Linked DNA regions of Homo sapiens: region 2 is linked to region 1. A link is a loop called in an ENCODE intact Hi-C map of the cell type or tissue named here. Cell type or tissue: ascending aorta. All regions are shown on one strand.

Region 1 (8,000 bases):
AAACCTAGTTGAAAGGGGCCCGGCATAGTGGCTCATGTAATCCCAACACTTTGGGAGGCCGAGGCGGGCACATCACCTGAGGTCAGGAGTTCGAGACCAGCCTGGCCAAGATGGTAAAAACCCTATCTCTACTAAAAATTTAAAAATCAGCTAGGCATGGTGGCAGGTGCCTGTAATCTCAGCTACTCAGGCGGCTGAGGCAGGAGAATCGTTTGAATCCTGGAGGAGGAGGTTGCAGTGAGCCGAGATCGTGCCGTTGCACTCCAACCTGGGCGACAGAGCAAGACTCTGTCTCATAAAAAACAAAAACAACAAACAAACAAAACCCCCAAAAAAACAAAACTTAGTTGAAAGGGTTCCTGATCTCATGGAGCTTACGTTCTTATTATGAGAGGAAGAAAATTAAATGAATCACAGAAGTATTAGTAACAAATGTGTGGAAGAGAATGAAAGTTGAGCACCGTGAGTGAGAGTCGCTGGGGGTGACTTTAGATTGGGAGTTTGGAGAAGCCCTCTCTAAGGAGGTAGCATAAATGGGTTAGGTAGGGATGAGGTGAAAGAATATTCCAGGCAGAAGGAGCAGCAAAGGCAAAGGTCTCATGGCAGGAACAAGCATGGCACACTCAAAGATGGACGGCCAAGGGAGCCGGGGACTATAGAACAAATGAAAAGCTGAAACTTTGAGCAGGATTTGGAGGTGGGTGGATGGCGTCAAAGTGGAGTGGGGACAACCTAGAGATAACATTACTAATTCATCATGAAAACATTGGCAAGAGTGGTATTTGAAAAGTATTCTTGGGACAAAGGGCAAAAGGTTGAAAATTCATTCTTGACCTTAGTCCATCTTCTACATTATCAACCCCGAAAGCAGACAAACCTTGCAGAAGGTTTGGGTATTGCAAAAAATATCCTTATATAAGGGCCAGGAAATTAAAAAAAGAAAGAGAAAGTTCTACAGCATTTAATCCAAAATGGATTCACTGGGGAGGTCTTTCTTCTTGAAAGCAATTATACTTTACAACGTGTTCTTTTCCCTGGTATTTCCATTTCCCATGATGCCTGACTTCATTAAGGAAGGCAGAAAGCAGGATTTTCTGTGATGTGCTGGTAGAATTATATCTTCCGAGCTGCAACTAATTATTTTGATGAAAACAAAAAGCACAGTATAGCGCCATATGAGAAGAAGATCAATGCTTGCATACTGGCCAAACTCAACAAGGAAGAAAACAAAGAAAAAAGTAACAAAAATAAAACACATTGTTTTATTAATCACATTTTGTTTATATAAAACAATAAGCTAGGAGAAGATAACTTGGCTTAATGACAGGTCAGAATGCCATTTGAGAAAATCCTTATTGTAGCTTTGCCCATGTATTTCTCTCTCTCTGTCTCTCTCTATCTCTCTTTCTCTCTTTCTTTCTCTCTTTCTCTCTCTCTCTCTCTCTCTCTCTCTCTCTCTCTCTCTCTCTCTCTCTCTCTGTCACTCTCTATGTGTGTGTGTGTCTCCTCAGGCAAGTTATTTGCTTATTCTGTTACCATCTCAATTTCCTCAGTTTATAAAATGAGAATATGTATGTTTATTGTTATCATATCTCAAGAAATGCAGACAAAATATAGTTGTAGTTAATGAAAAATGCTGGAAAAACAAACTGCATTGTTACTGTGGTTTCTTTTCTATAATAATAATAATAAACTCAAAGTAAACCAAGCTTATCTTTGTAGGTGTGAGAAAAACTGGGCTCTAGTGTTAGCTGTTCTCTGACAAGACTGAGTGTTTGGTCAAGTCTCCTCCATTCTGGGAGTCCTACCCAGGGCAATTAGGGTTTTATCAGATCAACATTGAAGGCCTTCCCTGCTCTGAGGTTTTGTGATTTTAAATATGTTTCAATCCTTAATATTTTCACAATGTATTTTGACTGTATAAATTCAGGGACCTATGATTTATCTCCCAAATAATGTTCTGATCATTGTAAGCAAAGAAGGATAGGAAGTGATTATAAAATAAATACATGGCATCTGTTTTCAGAGAACACAAAGCCTTTGTATCTACCAAATCCTTTCCACCTCTTGTCACTTTAAGAAACAAAATTGTCGTTGGTATTAGAGGCATGATTGGTCTGTTGGAAGTTTTTGCTGCTCAAGTGTGGTCTGTGGTACAGCAACATCCACATCACCTGGGATCTTGTTAGAAGTACAGAATCTCAAGCCCTGCTGAAGACTACAGAGTCAGAATATTCAATGTTACCAGGGACCTATGTGAATCATTTGTACATTAAAATGCCTATTTTAGGCTGGGTGAGGTGGCTCACACCTGCAATCCTAGAACTTTGGGAGGTAGATGTAAGAGGATTGCTTGAGGCAAGGAATTCAAGACCAGCCTGGGCAACATAGCGAGATCTCATTTCTACAGATAAAACATAAAATAAAAAATTAGTTGGGTGTGGTGGCATGTATAGCCGTAGCTACTCAGGAGGCTCAGGCAGGGATCATTTGAGCCCAAGAATTCAAGGCTGCAGTGAGCCATGATTGTACCACTGCACTTCAGCCTAGGTGACAGAGTGAGACCCAGCCTTTAGATAAAAAAAAAGAAGTCCTATTTTAAATGAGCGATCAGTAAAGGGAGCTATTGCAAATTATTCATTCTAATCCCAAACAGAGTGACAAAGTTGTTACTACAAGAGACCCAACTCACCCCCACTGGTTGTTCTTGGTCCATGCACTGAAATTAGTTTTCTGAATCACTTATAAAATATTGAACCATCCAAGATTTGGTACTTTCCCTTTAGCTTTAGAACTGAGTCAGTAACCCATATTGCTGTTAGAAGTTACCCTTCAATCTTCAAACTGTAACTCACATTTCTGCTTGCTGAGATGAACATATTTGAAGACATGTTCATGCTGGGAAAAAACATTCACCTCAATTCCTCATCTAAAGGCTATAGAATTGATAAGCAATCTTTCTATCCATTTTTCAAAGTAAAATTCAAAATCACTTTCCTTCTCTTTTGCATGCAGTGAATGCTGAATTGTCTGTGTGAGTGTGTGTGCACGTGCATGTGTGTGTGTGTACATAAAAAAGGAAGCAGGTGAACATCAGCTTCTGTTTAACTGAAAATGTACTTATTTTTGTTCTGTGTTTTGAGTCACAATGCAGTAGTCTCACCAATGATTGTCTGGAATAGATTTTTTCCACTATTATTAGGATCTGAAATTGGATAGATGGCTTTTGTACCACAGAGGTGGTGACTTCACAATAGAAGGTAAAAATGAGCCACCTGGAATGCTGTTCTGTTGCTCATTTCAGCTGAGGTCTGCTATATGGCTCTGGAAGGTTAGATGTACTTTCAATATATCACTTGGATGCTTCTTTTTAGAGAAAAATGACCAGTGAATCTCAAAAGAATGCATGTAAGCCATGCCCTTAACTTAAGTAGAAGCAGACCAGAGACCACACAGGGCAGAAGAAAATCTTATTGGCAAGAAGTGGAAAATGTTCTGAAGTCACCAGGGTGATATTTGAATTGGACTGCAAGAGAAGTCAATAGACCTCAGAATGTGGCTTTAAGAGCTGAATATTTCTGAACTGATGCTGTACTTATTGTGAATCTAGAGACTTCATTTATAATACCACAAACTGTTCTGGTAAGACTATATAGGAAAGGAGCTCTTCAAGAAACAGAAAACCACACTGACAGATCCTTTGGGCCCAAGGCTCCAATAATAACCCAACACATTCAGCTCTTTGTCTTGAATAGGTGATCTTATGGGGAAGAAGTAAGAAGTGGGGAGAAATTCAAAACAGTTGGTTAATTATATTCATTTGGTCATGGGCTTGATGTATGTTAGAGCTTCACAATATTTTAGATTTCCTGGAAAAAACCTTGAAGATATGCTAGTTAATTCATTTATTTTACAGATTAGTCCACTAAGTCCCAATGAGTCTGAATGACAGGGAAAAGTAAGAGTTGGTAGCACATTTTGGATTAGAACTTGGGTTTTTTTGAATTTCAGGGCATTGACATTTTGCTACATGAGAAGACGTAAGCAAGGCTATTAGAGGATATAAGACATAGGAGAGGGTTAAGCCATAAAAACTTAAAGCAGACCTACAAATTACAAGAACTTGGGTTCAATTGTTCCAGACTGAAGATGTCCATTTGCCTAGCAATCAACACAATGATACAAAGGATCTGAGATTTTCTAGCCTGGTATACGTGTGTGGCAAAGGCTTCCATGACCAAGTAGAATGAATGGACATTTGCGTATTGAACTAATAAAGTGGTATTAGGGAACTCTTTCTACCTCCCAGAAGGTAGAGTGTGGTGAGGGTGCTTCCATCTCTTCAAGGATCATTCCTTTGTTCAGTAAATCGATCTTAACTGTGAGCCAGCATCTACTTTAAGTAGTAGTAATATGAAAATAAACAACACACCTCATCCACAGAAAACTTATAATTCAACAGAGTAGAGAGGTAGATAACCAATTCAGTTATTCAATGTATTCGTTGAACTCTCTGTTAGGCACTCTGTCAGGAAATGCAATAAAGAACAAGATAGACACATTCCCTAGACTCAAGGAGCATGCTATATAGCCTTGATAGCAGACATTAAAGAAATTCGCATATAATTAGTACTGTGATAAAGATTTACATCTGGATTCTGGGAGCACAGAGTAGGGGTGTGTGACACAAGTGAGGATGTTGGTCAGGGAAATGTTTTACTTAAGTTCAGTCATGAAGAGCAGTGATTGATTGAGCAGGAGATATCCCTCAGGGTTGATGGTGTCCCTAAATTGTTGGAGGCTCTTTTCATAAGCCATGGAATGCCTTTGAGAACACACGTTGATGAAGATAGACTTGCTTCCTGAGCTTGAAACAATTCCTTCCCACTAGGGCCATGGAACTTGAATGAGACAATCATTTCCTTTGATTTCTTTGGCTAGGAAGAGAATTTTTGGCCCATTCCCCAGAAGGCTGTTTTCCACATTCATCACTTTGTGTGACAGCTCAGCCATGTGATTAGCAGGTACTGACTTAAGCAGGAAACATCCTGCTGGATGTAACTGGACCAGGGGGCTTATTGTTCTGGGCTGTTTCCATTGGAATAATGGAGACCTGAGATGATTTGTTTTTGTTTCTTCTCTCAAAATGCTCCTGTCTGTGGCTTTGGGAGTCTGAGTCAGGCTCTCAAAGACTGTTAAGGTTTCTGGAGAGTCTGTGGTTGCCAAATGGAGTAATTTAACTCAGAAGATGGTTTACAGATGAAGAAACTGAAGTGTAGAGAGGTGAAGAGGAGCTATTCAAGGTGGGATGATGAATTAATAACTGAGCTGCCCAAACTCATGACTCCTGTCTCTGGAACCCAGTCTAAATTTTTTTTTTTTTTGTAACTTTAAGTTCTTGGATACATGTGCAGAACATGCAGGTTTGTTACATAGGTATACGTGTGCCATGGTGGTTTGCTGCACCCATCAACCCTTCATCTAGGTTTTAAGCCCCACATGCATTAGGTATTTGTCCTAATGCTCTCTCTCCCCTTGCTCTCCACCCACCGACAGGCCCTGGTGTGTGATGTTCCACTCTCTGTGTCCATGTATTCTCATTGTTCAACTTCCACTAAAGAGTGAGAACATGTGGTTGGTTTTCTGTCCCTGTATTAGTTTGCTGAGAATGATGGCTTCCCGCCTTCATCCATGTCCCTGCAAAGGACATGAATTCATTCTTTTTTATGGCTACATAGTATTCCGTGTTGTATATGTGGCACATTTTCTTTATCCAATCTACTATTGATGGGCATTTGGTTTGGTTTCATGTCTTTGCTATCGTAAATAGTGCTGCAATAAACATACGTGTGCATGTGTGTTTTTAGTAGAATGATTTATAATGCTTTGGGTATATACCCAGTAATGGGATTGCTGGGTCAAATGGTATTTCTGATTCGGAGGCATCACCACACTGTCTTCCACAATGGTTGAACTAATTTACACTCCCACCAACAGTGTAAAAGCGTTCCTATTTCTCCACAGCCTTGCCAGTATCTGTTGTTTCCTGACTTTTAATAATCGCCATTCTGACTGGCATGAGAGGAGCAACCCACCTGCCAGTCTTTCTCCTGGAGGTTTAACTGAGACGTAATTCTGAGTGTTTAATGCAGTTGTCTTAAAGCAAAATATAGCAGTGATAGCAGAAACTAGATATGTTTCATCTTTGTATCTTTAATCTTTAACACAGTATTGGCATGTAGTAGGGTTCTAATGTACATTTTTCAAATTGAATAAAAAAGGTATAATTTTGGTCAATGGAATTTGCAGTCTTGTCTCATTAATGCCACTATCCAGCTGTGTGATCTTAGCTTTTCTAAGCTTCTGTTCTCTCGGCAGCAAAATAACAGCATTTGTCCATTCATTCTTTCAGTGAACATTTATTGATCTATTACTAAATTTCAGGAAACATAGAAGTCTGTAGATGGTGATGAAAGAAACAGTTTCTGCTCATTGTGGCTTCCTGTATACCAAGGATGAGAGACAGTTAAAAAAGCTACTGTAATAGAAGCCTACTCATCCACCATGATGGAGACCAACAGTTACTTGATTAATAAAATGGAGTCAAAGTGAGGGATTATAAAAGTTTCCTTGAACATACTATTATTATTAATTTGTTTTTAAATTGTAAAATACACATGATATAAAATTTTCTATTTTAGCTATTATAAAATGTACAGTTCAGTGACATGAAGTATATTCCCCTTGTTGTAAAAACATCACCGCCATTCATCTCCAGGACATTTTTATCTTCCCAAACGGAGACTCTGTACCCACTGAACAATAACTCCACAATTTCCCTTTGCCCTTGGAAACCACCATTCTATTTTCGGTCTTTGTAAGTTTGATTACTTTATATGAGTGAAATTATATAATCTATAACCTTCTGTTACTGGGTTATTCCACTTAGCATAATGCCTTCAAGGTTCATCCATATAGTAGCATATGTGACATTTTCTTTCTTTTTAAGGCTGAGTAATATTCCATTGTATGTATATACCACATCTTAAAAATCTACACATCCATTGATTGACATTTAGGTTGCTTTCAACATATTATTTTAATGTAGACATTTTAATGAGGACTGCTAATTAAAGTTTTCTGTCATTATTCTTACATAATATCTCATCTAACATTTCCAGTTTTGGCTTCTTTATTGGGGAGAGAGAATCTAAGCACTTGTGAAGCCATGTGAGTACAGATGTCTAGATTTAAAATAATTTTTTCCAAGTCTTTTACATCAGTCTTGATCATAACAAATGATTGACTCATTTTTGGCAACTTGCTTTAATCTATTCTTTTATGGAAATGATTCTGTTACTTAGTCACATTTCCTTAGTTATGTACAATCTAATTAAATTATGTAATTAGAATAACAATTATCCCTGACATACAAAATTATGGAAACAAACACAATGGTTCTTGGTGGACGTAGACCTCAAATAATGGAAGCCAAAGGATACAGGTCTGTTAGAGAGCAGTCAACTAGCCAAAAGTGATCTGTACCCTGTGGGTATTAGAGTTTTTTTCAGGAAGAGTTGAAAGGACTGGTTAATCCAGTTGATTACCTTAGTGGATGTTGTTTTTAAAGAACTTCTGCTGTTAAGAAAAGTGTTGGTGCTATTAGAGGGTTATACACAGAAGGATTTGGAAGCACAGGGCTTCTAGGAACTTAGTCAAGAGATGAAGAAGCATATCCACAGGTATTCAGATTCATCTTGAAGAATGGGGAAAAATTAGCCAGACAAAATTAGGGAAGATATTCTTACTAGAAGGAATAACCAGCACAATGGTATGAAACAGCAAAAACATATGGGACACTGAAGTATTGTTTTATGATGGGAGTAAAAGCTGCACTTCTTAATTTAAAAAGAGCTTGTTATGTGTCAGGCACTGGGGGATGCAAGCTCAACAAAATAGACAAGCAATTACCCACATGAAGCTTACTGTCTAGAGGGGAA
Region 2 (8,000 bases), 380 kb after region 1:
TAGTTCATCTTTTCTCATTGCCTTCCTTGTAGACTTTGGATTTGCCTCACGAGTCCTTATAATCACATAAGCCAGTTCATGGGAGTAAATATTTTAATGGATATCTCCTACTGAGTTCAGTTGTTCTGATTGAACCCTGAATAATACATCTGTTAATTGATGGGTTAAAAAAAAACAAAAAAAATCTACATAAGGGAATATTATTTGGCAATAGAAAGATAGAAGTACGATTTATGCCACTTCATGTTCACACCATGAAAACATTGCACTAAATGAAGGAGTCTAGTCACAAAAGAACACATATTGTATGATTTTGTGATTCTATTTATATGAAATATCTGGAGTGGGGAAATCTATAGAGACAGAAGGTAATTACTGAGGGCTTAGTAAAAGCAATTACTGCTATTGCTTAGTGGGGATTCTCTTTCTGAGGAGTGATAAAAATATTTCTAAACTTAGATTGGGTTGATTTTTGATTACTCTGTGATTATACTATACTTATCAAATTATATATTTTAAATGAGTGATTTGTATGGCATATAAAGTATATCTCAAAACAAACATTAGAAAAATGAGAGAAACTTATCAAAAGGACACAGCAGCCAACTAGAAGGAGAACCCATTGGACAAATATAGAACAATATGAGTATCAAAATAATGATAACAGATTACAAACATAGAAAAAAATAAAATTACATGTGCCAATAATGATATAAGTAAATGTATCAATGAGTGTATTGTCATTCCTTGTGATAAAATGCCAACTGTTAAATGTAGAAACAGTGACAGAAATGAAAAATCACCATTTGGCAATCATATTGGTGGGTGCTTTAGGTAAGAATCATCAAAGGATGCCAAAGACTGGTCAGTGGAGTCTAATGCAAACAGGATATTGACACAATCTAAGAAAATCTTTTCATAAAATTTTACTTATTACAAAGGGTGAAACATATTATTGTGTATGGAGAAAGCTAGCGGAAATGTCACCCACTTGTCATGTTTACAACACCAGTGATGATAGTGGGGGATTGAACTTGTGTCTTTTCTGATGTGCTACACTGCACAGTATCATACCTGGGATGTTTCTGCTAGGAATGCCAAACCTGAGTCTGCTCAAGAGGGGAAACATTGGACAGACATTGACTGGGGGTCATCTATACTCTTTGAAGGTGTCAAGGATGTGAAAGTAAAGGCAAGACTGAGAGATAACTCCCAATTAAAGGAAACTGGACCAGAATGGAAAGAAGAGCTATTGTCCAGACCATTAAGACATTTGGCCTAATTGGAAGAGGGTCTGTGGATTGGATTATAGCGTTGAAACAGTGTTGAGTTCCTCATTTGGGGGTTGGATGGAAGCAAAATGTAATGTTTTTGTTTGTTTGTTTGTTTGTTTGTTTTCTGAGGGAATCTGGAATATTTTCTGTGAATGGAGCAAATAATGTAAAACTTTAACAACTGTGGGATGTGGTTGAAAGCACACAGGAGTTCTTTTTACTGCTGTAACAATATTTTATGTTTGAAATTGTCTAAAAATAATGTTTTTATAAATTATGTATTGTTTCAAAGGTTAGTTACTTGGTCTCGACCCAAACTTACAAATCTAAAATTCAACAGGTTCAAGGAACAAAAACAAAGGAACAAAGCAGATTAAAAGCTTTTTAGTTTGTTTTGGCCTCTAAGCACTATTTGATTAAAAAAGTAAGAGTCTCGATCGAGGGATTTAGGGATGGATACCAAGAGATTTCTACTCCAAAATCTAATCTAATAAGAGATTGAGAACTTCTCAAACAGTATTTAAAGTGATGAACAAGGATGCTTATATAGGAATCAGCATTGAAAACATTCTGTGAAGAAAGTTCTGCACAGTCTAAAAAACAAATGATTTGTAAATATTTCCTGAACCTTAGCTTGTATATTTTTCTTATAATATTTCATATAACAAATTTCTTGTTGAACTATTTCAATTGATTCTTTTTTCTAATACTGATAGCCTTCATGTTCAATATTTGGTGAAAACTCTTACTCATGGTCCTAGCATATAATTACTTTTGGTTTTCAACTTTTTTTTTTAGATTCTTTCATCACATATGACTTCAGTTATGGGTGAATCCAATGCTTTTAAGAAGAAGTGAATGTTTATTTTGTATTATCAACTCAATATTTGAATTGGCACACACCTTAACAATGAATTTGATACTGTTGTTCTTTAACACAGAATTAGCTTCTATTGTGGTTTTGGAAGACATTCAGCATGAAAAAATCAATATGATATGAAAAGGGTAATATGGTGTAAATTATATTGTTATGACCTGGCCAGAAAAGCTGTTCCATGACTTCATTCAGTTTATACTGTGAAAACAAGTCAGATTGACACACTGCCAAAAGCAATGCCATGTTTATTTACAAAATCATAAACCAAGGAAGATTATAAATTGACTCACTAGTGCATGATTTAATTTTTAAAAGAGAGTAAAAAGTCTTCAAATACTTTTAACACTCTCTTTAAAAATAAAACTTCAGCTTATTTTTTGTCATAAATTCAAGGCAGTCCTAGAGTTCAGTAGTATACCCTATAGGTAGCAAGATAGTGGGGCAAGAGTATATATTTTGGATTTAGATAGACATTGATTCAACTATTGTATCTGCATCTTAGCATATTTGGTCACAAAAATTATTTTAGCTTACTAAACTTTCTTATAATTTTCCCAAGGTGCTGTGTAGAAGAATTAAATAAGGACACAAATATACAGTATCAAATATGAGACCTTATATCTACTAACTTATGTGGTTTGCCTGTGCCCCCACCAAAATCTCAACTTGAATTGTATCTCCCATAATCCCCACGTGTTGTGAGAGAGATCCAGTGGGAGGTAATTGAATCATAGGGGCCAGTCTTACCCTTGGTATTCTTGTGAATAAGTCTCACGAGATCTGATGGGTTTATCGGGGTTTCCACTTCTGCTTCTTTCTCATTTTCTCTCACCGCCACCATATAAGAACTGCCTTTCACACTCTGCCATGATTGTGAGACTTCCCCAGCCATGCATAAGTCAAATTAAACCTCTTTTTCTTCTCAGTCTCAGGTATGTCTGTATAAGGCAAATTAAACCTCTTTTTCTTCCCAGTCTCAGGTATGTCTTTATCAGCAATATGAAAATGGACTAATACACTAAACATTCAAAAATTTCCAATTGTCTTCCCATTTCATTTACTTACTTTTGGGTAGTGGTCTTAACATTTTTTTTCTTCTGGTTTCTCATCGTGATTTTTACATTGAAATTACGTAGGGAAGTTTACAATATTGCTGTTTGCTTCAGTACACAGCTTGCTTTTGGAAATATGCTCATCATTCCTAGCTTCTTCACATCAAAATGATAGCTTCCTTCAGAAGAATGACAAGAAAACATAGGCATTGCAAATAAAAACTCTTGAGAATTACAGGCAATCGACTGAAGCTGAGCTGTGACTTCTAAACATACTCTGTCATTAAAATATATGCTTTGGGGGGGATTTAACAGTTCAATGCCATTCAGTGCCCTACTCAGAGTTCATATGTGGAGACTTCATCTTGTATTAAAGGAAACACAAAAGACAATCCAGGAGAGGGATGTTCTTTGAACTGAGTGGTCTGAGTAGTCCATAAAAATGCCATTGTAACGTTTATGGCAAATCAGCTTCACCATATCCTAGGGTCTGGACCTGGTGAGGGTTCTTCCTGTATACTTCATCACTCATTAGTTAAATACCTGTCAAAGAAATACAAATGGAAACAAAAGCCCCATAGAAGAGGGAGTGTAAAAACAGAAATGAGCAATATTGTAACCGACCCTGAGTAGAGAGATAGAGGTGGAATCTCTTCACCTGGTTTTGCCCTTTCAGAGCTCCAGAATTCTGATTTTGTGTTCCCTGCAGCCCGCATGTCTATACCTTTCAGTGTTTTTTAAATCAGGAATTAAAACAACAAATAAATGTGTTTAAAATAACTAGATTCATATTCTGAAATAATTTCATATAATTTATCATGAAAAGTTAGCATTAAAATAATATATGCAGTATATTTTGATATCACCTCCTTGCTCCTTTTAAATAAGTGTCTATTAAATGTCTTTTTCCAGTTTTACTGTAACATAGCATCATCTATTCTGTATGTTATTTTCTGCTACTTTCCTGTAAGAGTTTTTTAATGTAGGAAGAACCGACCTACGTACTCCACAGTTCATTCTTGTCTACATCCTTCCATTTATCAAATCTATCAAGCTTATACTATCAATAATGTATTTTTAAATTTCTAAATCAGGAAAACAGCTGACAAGCATTCAATATGTCCCCATTTCACAGTTCATCATATTTCATCTCCTCATACTTACAACAATTCCATGAGGTAGGTACTGTCCCATCTGACTTATAAAGATGCTAGTGAGACCAGGGAGATAAATCAACACAACCTGGTCCTCCTTGAATAAGTTAGATTGCCTGTATTGCAAGTTGGCAATCTGATCAGACAGCATAGGCTTATTCTAGTATATTGTACCCTCATAATAATTATATAAATAACTACCATTTATTGATAGCTCACTCTTTGCCAGAAAGTGTGCTGACTTTGGGAGGATGAAAAAGAAAGTATAGTGTAGTGGGATGTAGTCCTGAAGCACAACAGATTCTAATTTGGGGAGCGATTTTTAAATAAATTAATACAATGATTCTGAGTGATATAAAAATGTTATTTATGTACCAAGTTCTGTCGGGATAGAGAGAAGAGGCTATGTGAGTATGTAGGACAGAATGTGAGGAACTACGCAATTGCTTTTTGCATTAGACTGTGTGGTTCTTGTATTCTAGGTGCCAAGCTCTTGGCATGTGCTCAATACATATTTGTTGAGTTAGTTAATGGAAAGTGAATTAAAAGGTCAAACACCAGCTAGATTTTTAAAGAAAGGGTAGCAGTTATTGGCCAGGCCTGGAAGAGCAGTACAAGAATGACAAGTAGAGAGTACAGAATGTACAAAGGCAAACAGGGAGTGTATAAAAAGCTCTACAAGGATTGGCTGCAGTGAACAACTTGTTCATTCATCTATTTAACAAGCATTTATTCAGTGTTTACTACCTCAGGAACTGTTACGGCACCAGTAGTGAGCAATGCACATATTTCAGTGTGTCCATATTGCAATGGTTATGGAGAATATGGTAAGACAGGATGTCTAAAGTATAAGTGATGACCATTGATCATGAATATCAGGCTAAAGAGCTTTGATTTATTTTGAGAACAACGTGAAGCAAACTCTTAAGAAAGTAACTTGATGAGATTCAAAATAAAAAGCTAAAACTTTTATCTATTTCATCAAATTTTCTTCGTAAAAAATTTGCTGAAAATTTAAAAAGAGAAGAGTAAAATATTTGATATTTACAAAGATCACACAGTTGTATGGGAGCATGGGAGAGATATAAGCGTGGTGAGAGTCAGACTGATGAAGACTGGGAATCAGTCAGCTGGAAATGAGGAGAAACTGACATCAGGCAATAGTTATCAAATAGGAACAACTCTGGAGGGTCCTGTGGTAGGACTGTGGTAATCCAATGACTTTATATGGCAGGGTAATGTAGGAATAAAGGAGAGAGATGAGTCATGGATGAATCTGAGGTTTTCTTTTTATGCACATTGGTTATGCAATGTGGAGACACTGGCTCAAAGTGAGAGCTTTGGGGAGAAACACTTATCAATATGAGGGTAGAGGAACAGCATGAGCCAGTTTTGGAAACGGTGGTTTGAGTTGTATTTAGTAGGCAGTAAGAAAGACAGGTGCGAAACTTCTGAAAAAGGCTGATACTGAAAACGTATCATCAGAAGTCATCGTAATAGAGGTTTTAGCTGAAGCCAGGAAGGCAGATGTGCCAACCCAGGGAGAAAGCAAAACACATAAGAAGAGAAATTAGAACTGCTCAAAAGCCTGGAAAGCCATCGGTTAATGGGAGAGAAGTGGAGAACCAGAAGGGGACTGGGAATGAGCCGGCAGAGAAATAGGTGGCATCCTCACTGGGGCCTCTGCATTAGACTTCTGATTAAATTTGTTTACAAGCCTGGCAGAGCAATAATTAATGCTGATGAGCTGAGTTGTTTGCAGATCACAGATTCGGTTGTGCCCTTGACACTGGGAATTTCAAGGCTTCTCTGAAGATCTAAAAACAATAGGCAGCCTTTGCAAAATTTGAAAGCCAACTTTCAAATGGAATCTGGGGACTTAATTCAACCCTTTTCAAAGAGAAGAATATTTCTCTAGTTGCTGCCAGGCATCTACTTTCTTTTCCATAATTGTTGCAAAAATTAACCTTTGCCGATTAAAATAGTGTTAAGTATCGGGTTCTGGATGCTATGCTAGAACAAAGGCCTGGTTTTATAGGATCAGAAATGACTAAGTAAAGGGGATTCCTTCCAGAGTGACTTGGGAAATAAAGAAATTCTTCTTTAAGTATTTAATCAATAAATAGAGAAGTGAAAGCCTATATGTGTCTTAGAAAGATGAGGTTTCTTCTTATTATTTCTACTTCTCCTGCCTCCCTGTTTGAATGTGTTACAGTGATCGTGATTGGATTAATTCAAAATAATGCTTATTTAAATGATAAGATGTTGCTTGCTAATGTTACATAAATGTTTTTCTTGATGTTTTTAAGTTCCCACCCACTTTTCTTTCTACTTGAGAAGATGTTTTATATTTACAGAAAAGTTCCAAGTAATGCTCAGATTGAAAGAACCAAGGGTCTCTCATAAATCAGTGCCAGGTTACTGTTGACCATTAGAGGCAGACTGGGTGCAAACGTGATGGGCCAATAATGTATGGGCATCGACACCAGTCTCTGCCCCAACCTCCCTTGGGTCAGCAGTTGTACCTATGTCATCGGAACATCTGCATGTCAGATCAGCATTACTACAGATAACTGGTCTGACTATGCTTTAATCTGAGAGAGCTCAGCAGGATAGTGAGGTGTCTTGAGTCTGGAGCTTGAAGGCGTGGATTAATTACCTACTTTCCTAATCACCTTATTACTATTACCATGTGACTCTGGGCAAGTTACCCCATCTTTTGTAATTCACTTTTTGCTATTGTTTTGCTTGGAATTTTTTTTCTTCTTGAGGCAGAGTCTTGCTCTGTTGCCCAGGCTGGAGTGCAGTGGGGCAATCTCGGCTCACTGCAACCTCCGCCTCCAGGGTCCAGGTGATTCTCCTGCCTCAGCCTCCCGAGTAGCTGGGATTACAGGTGCATGCCACCATGCCCGGCTAATTTTTTGTGTTTTTAGTAGAGGTGGGGTTTCACCATGTTAGCCAGGATGGTCTCGATCTCCTAACCTCGTGATCCGCACGCCTCGGCCTCCCAAAGTGCTGGGATTATAGGCGTAAGCCACCGTGCCCAGCTGCTTTGATTTTTAATATGTAAAACAGTCATGGGGATAAGATTGTAATGGGGCAGATAAGACTTTCTGGGTTCTCATGAGGATTACATGATGAAATACATCAATACATGAAATGAGGAATCTGTGTCCCAGGGCCAAACAGCATATTTGCATTAGCGGCTTCACTAATCTGTTTCTGCAGTCTTCTGTATTTAACCTCTTGGTGCTTGTAAAGTCCTTTTAGATAATTTAATCTTAAAATGTTTAAAGTTATTTAATAAAAAGACTATAAAAATTGTATCTAATAGTATTGGTCCTTCTATTTTTCTCTTAAATTCATTTTGACTATTCATTTGCATATTGCATTTGGCCAGGCTGGGCACGCTTCCTTTTTAGCTTCCATTGTTTCTAACACATTTTTTTTTAAAGTTTTAGAATTTTTAATTTAATTTAATTTAGAATTTAATTTAAATTAATTTAATTCTAATTAAATTAGAATTTAACTAATAATTTAATATCACTATTGTTAATATTTTAACAACAAGACATTTGGAGCCAAACCATATGGATTTTAATTTTGGCTCCTCCATTAATACTTCCTTTGTCAATAAGCAAGT

Evidence for each region. Peaks named below come from ENCODE experiments on the same cell type or tissue, not always from the same donor. Only the 100,000 strongest peaks of a DNase experiment are listed, where the experiment ranks them.
Region 2: a loop joins it to region 1, with 2.7 times the contacts of the local background. A loop is called at or near these places in 2 of 110 quality-filtered maps.

Annotation. Positions count from the first base shown.
Region 1 is chr14:81,998,635-82,006,634 of GRCh38, forward strand. The region is part of intron 3 of LOC107984704 (a long non-coding RNA gene); the gene reads left to right. Among named protein-coding and RNA genes, the nearest start is that of LINC02311, 260 kb to the left of the region's middle. RefSeq lists an enhancer at 1,353-2,552. In ascending aorta, no CTCF peak of the experiment used is centred here; a DNase peak (open chromatin) is centred at 4,977; H3K27ac peaks cover 1,833 bases.
Region 2 is chr14:82,382,936-82,390,935 of GRCh38, forward strand. No RefSeq gene overlaps it. Among named protein-coding and RNA genes, the nearest start is that of LINC02301, 260 kb to the right of the region's middle. In ascending aorta, no CTCF peak of the experiment used is centred here; a DNase peak (open chromatin) is centred at 4,996; H3K27ac peaks cover 5,411 bases.